Regions from separate parts of the Homo sapiens genome. Here region 2 is linked to region 1. Evidence: chromatin contacts called from ENCODE Hi-C or POLR2A ChIA-PET data. All regions are on one chromosome and are shown on one strand. Each heading gives the region's core, a stretch centred on a gene start or an enhancer-like site at or near the end of the contact. The rest is flanking DNA. Distances are from core to core; before and after follow the strand shown.

What was found. Hi-C counts contacts between places; a loop is a spot of excess contacts on that map. ChIA-PET counts read pairs that join two places held with the same protein, here RNA polymerase II (POLR2A). Pooled maps may share reads with other maps.
Region 2: a loop to region 1 is called in a map of heart left ventricle, with 2.4 times the contacts of the local background. The contact joins two enhancer-like sites. A Hi-C loop is called at or near these places in 2 of 168 maps with a recorded cell type or tissue (cardiac septum and heart left ventricle) and 5 of 50 pooled maps. POLR2A ChIA-PET finds 5 or more read pairs at or near these places in 3 of 52 experiments (activated CD4-positive, alpha-beta T cell, activated T-cell and naive thymus-derived CD8-positive, alpha-beta T cell).

Annotation. Positions count from the first base shown.
Region 1 is chr2:207,336,087-207,339,305 of GRCh38, reverse strand. All of the region lies in intron 1 of LOC105373851 (a long non-coding RNA gene), which reads right to left. Among named protein-coding and RNA genes, the nearest start is that of MIR1302-4, 68 kb to the right of the region's middle. Within about 2 kb of position 1,470, at least 4 of the 41 ENCODE cell types and tissues checked have a DNase peak (open chromatin) inside an H3K27ac peak, as active enhancers do.
Region 2 is chr2:207,095,965-207,099,183 of GRCh38, reverse strand. The region is part of intron 2 of KLF7 (KLF transcription factor 7); the gene reads left to right. Among named protein-coding and RNA genes, the nearest start is that of MIR2355, 12 kb to the left of the region's middle. Within about 2 kb of position 1,668, at least 2 of the 41 ENCODE cell types and tissues checked have a DNase peak (open chromatin) inside an H3K27ac peak, as active enhancers do.

The DNA of each region.
Region 1 (3,219 bases), core at 221-2,720:
GTTTCTGAGTTTCCAGAAAGCATTACCAAAGTCTAGGCACCATGAGAGACTCAGTCCCAAATTGAGAGAATTTGCCAGGGGTTTGACATGAACCCTGCCTTGTTTGAGCCCAGTTCTCCAAGCCCAGAGCAGGGGTTCTCCAGGATGGAATCCTCTTAGAGACTCCTCAGTGACTGTACCCATCTCCTTTCCATTCTACCCCTCTCTGTATGACCAAGAGAGAATTGTTTTCCCTTTTAGGCATAGCTAACATGGGCAAATGAAACAAATTAGTTTTCATTACTGCAGATAATAAATAAATCTTGTGGTGAAATAAATAATATAATATGTAATAATGGACTGAAAAAATACAGCTCAAAACAGACAAAGCTGGGTAAAAACAGAAACCATCAAAAGTAGAGAAAGCCAGAGAACTATCCAGTCAAGCAATAAAGCAACAACATCTGAGAGGCCTCATGTACTGTCCTGAAGTGACTTTTAGCTACTCACGCTGTGTTAACTGTTGATGAAATGTCATTGAGCTTAAAATAAAATAAGTTTGTAGTCCTAGATAACACTCTGCAAGAGCAAATAATATTAGGCCACTATACACCGATATAAATAAATAACTCATAGCAATGTACCAATATGTCAAGATTTTTCACAGGAGGGAGTATGAAAACTAGCTGGATGGTGTCAGGCTCGTTTAAAAGCTCATTTGCTCCCCTTAGTCACTGTCCTTTCACCTTTACATGGCATCTCTCCTGGTCTCTTGTCGACGTGGTTGTCAAAGCACCAGCTCAATAGTGCTGGTCTGTCAGCAGAGATGTGTTAAATGTAAAGATGGCAGAGTTCCCCACAGAAAGCTACATGCAGACTCTGGAGCCAGCTGAAGTCATGGGGCGTCAGGTGACAATGAGACTATGTCATCAAATGACATGTATCCCTGAGGTGCCCAATGAACTTTACACAGAGTTTTTTTTTTTTTTCCTATTGTATTATTCTGACATCTTGCTAAAAAAAAAGAAAAGAAAGAGGACAGACATTTCTATTCCACAGAAAGGAAAGCTTGGACTCAAAGAAGTTGCCTGAATTGCTCTAGATGACTTTATTTTTTGGGATTTCCTGGTTTCCATAAACAGCCACCCATCTGCCTACCCTCCTTCTCCCACTCACTTCTGACCACAACTGCACCCTGCTGTGTGTTAGGAGGAGCGGATTTGATGTCTCGGAGGCGAGGGGTGTGTCTGAGGTGAATGGGCATGTCTATACCTCCCTACTTTGTTAAATGATTGCAACAGAGATCACCCACGTACTCCCAGCCTGGTTCAGTGCAACACATGTCTAGTTCATTAGATGCAGCCTGTTCAGGCCTCTTCTACCTGCTGAGACTTCACACCCATAAAATCCAGTTAAACCTCTGAGTCACAGGAGGCTGCCCTATCAGAAGACTACACACTTTCCAGCTTCCCAGCTTGGGAGTCACAAGACCTGAGTTCAGATTTCAGCTCTGCCACTTACTGAGGCAAATACTTGTATCCATCTTAATGTCAGGTGGTCATGTTGAGTAACCTCTGATTTCTTATCTAAAGGGGTTTTTTTTTTAGGATAATTGAATGGAAAAACTATCTTAAATTGCTTAGTACAGGAGTCATCAATGTATAGTCTGCCTGCTGCCTGTTATGGAAATAAAGTTTTATTGGAACACAGCTGTGCCCATTCAGCTAAGGCTAGCATTTATGTTTATTGTTGACAGCTGCTTTTTTGCTACAATGTCAGAGATGAGTGGTTTTCCCACATAGTGGGTCTGCACTATGTATGAGTTGCTTACTCCTTTTCTTCTTTCTGTTTGTCCTTACTCTTAACTGTATGCTCCTAATTAGTTGCTCTCTAATTATCCAACCCCTCCCCAGAAACAGACTGACTATACTTTCTTTTAACAGTAATTTGCTGGAGAGTTTCAATTTCACTTTGGGCACTGCTACGTCTTAGTGACAATAAGTAATTCATCTGGGGTGGATGGGGGTGATAGGGTGGGGGTGGGGGTGGGAGGAGGTGAATAGGAAGCATTGTAGCTTCGTACTTTGTGAGTGGACTCAGTGAGGGACAACCACAGACACAGACCCTAGTTCAGTGTCATATCTCTATGTTTCATCAAACAACTACAGGATTTTGTTTGTTTATTGTTAGCAGGAGTACATGGTGTAAGGGCAGGTCGAAACATTTTTTCCCCTAATTTCAGTATGGTTAAAAAAAGTATATTCTCCAATGTATTGTGAGATTGATGTAGTGAAAAGATGCCTGGTAAGAGAAGTCAGAAAATCTAGGTTCAAGTCTGGGTTTATCTTAGTTTTATTATGTTGGTCAAGCCACTTCTGAGTGTCAGTTTCTTCAGAACTAAGACTGAGGGTAATAATACGACTTGATTCCTAGCATGATTCTGAAGCATAAAAGATAATGCAAGTGGAAAACTTTGTGAACTATGAGGCCATCTATAAAATGTGACACATATGTATATAACAGGGTCTGTTTCAGGGGATTTCATTATTTTCTTTTTCTTTATATTTTTATATTTACATCAAACACAGTTTCAGTTTTTACAATAGGTTCTGATATCTGACGAGGCTGATCCCTAAGAACATTTGCATTTTGCTAGTTTTCCTGTTTATAGTTTTGAATGTTTTTAATAAGATAAGCACTAAGCTTAGCAATTCGTCAGTGTTCATTCTAATGACCTTCAAGAAACGTCCCGTTGGATCTTTAGACAGAATTATTTCAGTAAGTTTGAGGAGCCTTGGCATCTTTATGTTGAATTTTTCCATCTAATAAAAATATAACTCTTCCTCTTAATTATTAAAAATATATCCCCCAATCAAGGTTTTAAAACTTTTAATACATTTCTTATTGAGTTTATAAATATTTTATATTTGTCGCTATTTGAATAGCTTTTCTTTTGCTTTATATTATCTATCTGTTTACTGCCAGTATATAGAAATACTGTTGCTTTTTAGGTATTTATCTTATTCCAAGCCACTTTATGACTCTTTTTTAAAATAAAGAAAGCTTTTAGTTAATTCTTTTGACTTTTTCAGATTTATACTTGTGTGATTTTCATGTACTTTAGTACCTTAGTTCACAAAAATTTATTCCTTTTGTGTTTATAACCTACTGCATTAACCAGAGAATCTAAAGTGATAATGATGCTAGCTGATAGTCCCAGCTACTCGGGAGGCTGAGGCA
Region 2 (3,219 bases), core at 419-2,918, 240 kb after region 1:
TTGCAAGAAAAATGAATTCCTTGGCTATACTCACTAGGAGTTGTACACCTTTTGCCAACCTCTGGAATTGACTGCATTTTTAGGGGAAGTTTCCTTTTCTCTGTTGGTTTACTTCTACAGGGTATACTTCTGATTTAGTGGTATCACTTTCAGAGTGATGCCTTGATATTACCCATGCTTGGAACGTGTTGTTTGGAGTAAAAGTGATTTTTTTTCTCTTCATTCTGAAAATCTTTTAAGGTGATTCAAAAATTAATAGTTTGGGAATAGACACAGTGGCTCATATCTGTAATCTTAGTGCTTTGGGAGGCTGAGGTCGGGGGATCACTTCAGGCCAGGAGTTCAAGACCGGCCTGTGCAGCATTGGGAGGCATCGTCTCTACAAAAAAAAAAAAAAAAAAAAAATTAGCCAAGTGTGGTGGCACCAGAGCCTGTAGTCCCAGCTACTTTGGGAGGCTGAACTCAGGAGTTCAAAGTTGCAGTGAGTTGTGATTGCACCCCTGCACTCCAGTCTGGGCAACAGAGTGAGACTCTGTCTCTAAGGAAAATAATAATAATAATAATAGCTTGGTCATTGTAGTAAGAGTCTGTTCCTGTATACGTTCTCTGCTGTATGGTGATCTTTACATTTGAAAACAAAAAGCAAAGGTTGACCAAAGGTGAGTTTAAAATTGACGTTTTTTAATAATCAAATTTCTATTTAATACATCAAATTGAATTGTGAGAACTTGACTTACAGAGTGATAACATTGCTGCTAAATGGAAAGAAAATGTTCTACAAATGAGTTTCAAACAGATTCACTTGGTGTAGTTGTCATCTTGAAAGGGAAAGATTAATGTTTTAATAACATTTTTCTTCAAATTTAGTATATACCTAGCTTTTAACTTTATTGTAACTGGTAATCACCAAAATATATTTAAATTTCCAAGATGACATTAAGTTTTATTTGGATTTAACTCCAAAAAAGCTGATAAAAATAATTTTTGAAGTTAACCTTGAAAAACAAAAAGAACAAAAACAAAGTAAAATGGACAAAAAAGGCAAGCAAATTAAACTTGTTGCTTAAAAAAAATAATAAATATAGTTTCCCCAAATGATCATGCTTACCTGTTTCAAAACTTGAGAACATACAGCTTCAGGTATAAGTGTTGTTGAGGTCTAAATTCTTAAGTGAGTTTACAGTCTTTTGAAAATTATAGTAATACCTAAACAGTTATGAGTTTTTGTTTTGCCTTGTGTCGGGGTGGTGGGGAGCAGTGGTGTTTGTTGGCTAAACCTCACTCAGCCCACTAGAAACTACTAGAAGACTGCATACATTTTTAATTAAATAAAAAATAATTTTATGGCATTCCTTGGGTTATGAGAAACATGGTACAGTATTTGAAAACACATGTATTGGAATAACAAATTACACATTACAAAAATTCTTTAATTTTCAACAGCTAAATTTGTTTCAGCATCTGGGTTGGTAAGTAATTTTCATGACCAACACAGTCTTCCTCCAACATTTCAAACAAATTCACCAAGAATCTAACACTTTGTCTCAAAAGAAACATTTTAGAAAAAGTTAACAGTTGTTAAAAATGGCACATGACCCCAAAGGATTTCTTTAGTCCCGTGTATTTCCATGGCTGTGCTCCACGGGGCAGGCTGGGCTCCAGTTTGAGTCTTATAGAGAAGCCCTGTGCCTTTGCCCTGGACATACAGGTGACAAAGTTCTCTGTTTCCACATCTCTCTCTGGCTTCCTGTGTGTCTGTAAACTCCCTGTTGATATCACCACTATGAATAGCAACTTTAATAACAAACACCGTTAATAACACTTTTTATTCATTTGGGACTTTGTAACTGACCAGTCACTTTCAGGTACTAGGTTCCATCGAATCTTCATGAGTATAGGGAAGTGGGACAGTTTTTTTTTTTTAATTCCTTCCCCACACAGTTAAGAGCCATAAGTCCCCAAAGAAGTTATTAAATACCTTTACAAGGCCACATTGCTATTATGTGGCAGAGCCAGAACTAGAATAATCTATTTTTTGATGCTGAGTTCATTTTATTTCCCCACTACAGCAATGGTTCTTGAGGTATGGTCTCTGGAGCAGCAGCATCAGCATCAGCTGGGAATTTGTTAGAAATGCAGATTCTTGGGCCCTCCCCTTGTGAATCAGACCTACTGAATCAGAACTTCTCAGGGTGGGGTTCACTAACCTGTGTTTTAAACAAGCCCTTTAGGGAATTCTAATAAGTTTGAGAACCACTGTTGCTAGAGGACTGCTTATGGAAAGAGAGATGGATATAGGGGATGAGAACAATTTAAAGAGAAATATTATTTTGTGTTTCTTAATGGCACTTTTATGGGTCCTATATGTAAATAAGTGTATTATCTGAGCATCTACTGTGTATAACGTTTGTGCTAGCCACTGTGGATAAAGTGGCGAACAAGTCAAATGTGGCCCCTGCCCTCACAAAATTCACATCCTGGCCAGTGAGAGAGGCTCCAAACGTTCTATTAAGTTTGGGGGTGGGGTGGGGATCAGAGAAGAAGGCTTCTTTGAGCCTTTTGGTTTTATGACTGTTTCTGAAAAGCACCAAGCTGCTTCTGCTCCCAGGGCCTTGGTATGTGCTGCTTTTTAAATCTGCAGAGCTTTCTTCCCACTGCACCTGGTTAACTCCTCCTTCGTATCTCAGCTTAAATGTCATTTCTTCAGATTCCTGAACCCATAAACAGAGATGCTAAAAACAGATTCTGATACGCAAGGTCTGAGATGGGAACTCGGAATCTGCATTTTTAATAAGTGCCTCAGGTGATCCTGATGCGATGCAGCAACAGGGAGGAGATCCCTCGAAACAGAGAAGGGCTGCTGTTGGTTGCATTTGGTGAAGCATTCAGGGTCTTGTACACGACAAGGTTGGTAGTAATGAGAATAAAAGCCAGGGGTGGGGAGGAGAGATTCCACAAAGGTGGAGTACTTGGACTTGTTTACTGAGTCCTTCCTCCCCTAGCTTTCTCACAGTTAAAAATAACTCTAAGATTTTGAGCCTGGGAGAGTGCTTCTACCACGGGTTGGAATGTAAAAATGGGAACACTGGGATTCTAGGCTATGGGCTGGACATGGAGAAAAATACGGGAAGGATGAGCTTTTAAGCTTGAGTCGATGGGGTTTCTACGTAGAAAATATATTTTAAGCCAGTGCTGTCCAAAATAGAAATATATGCAAAC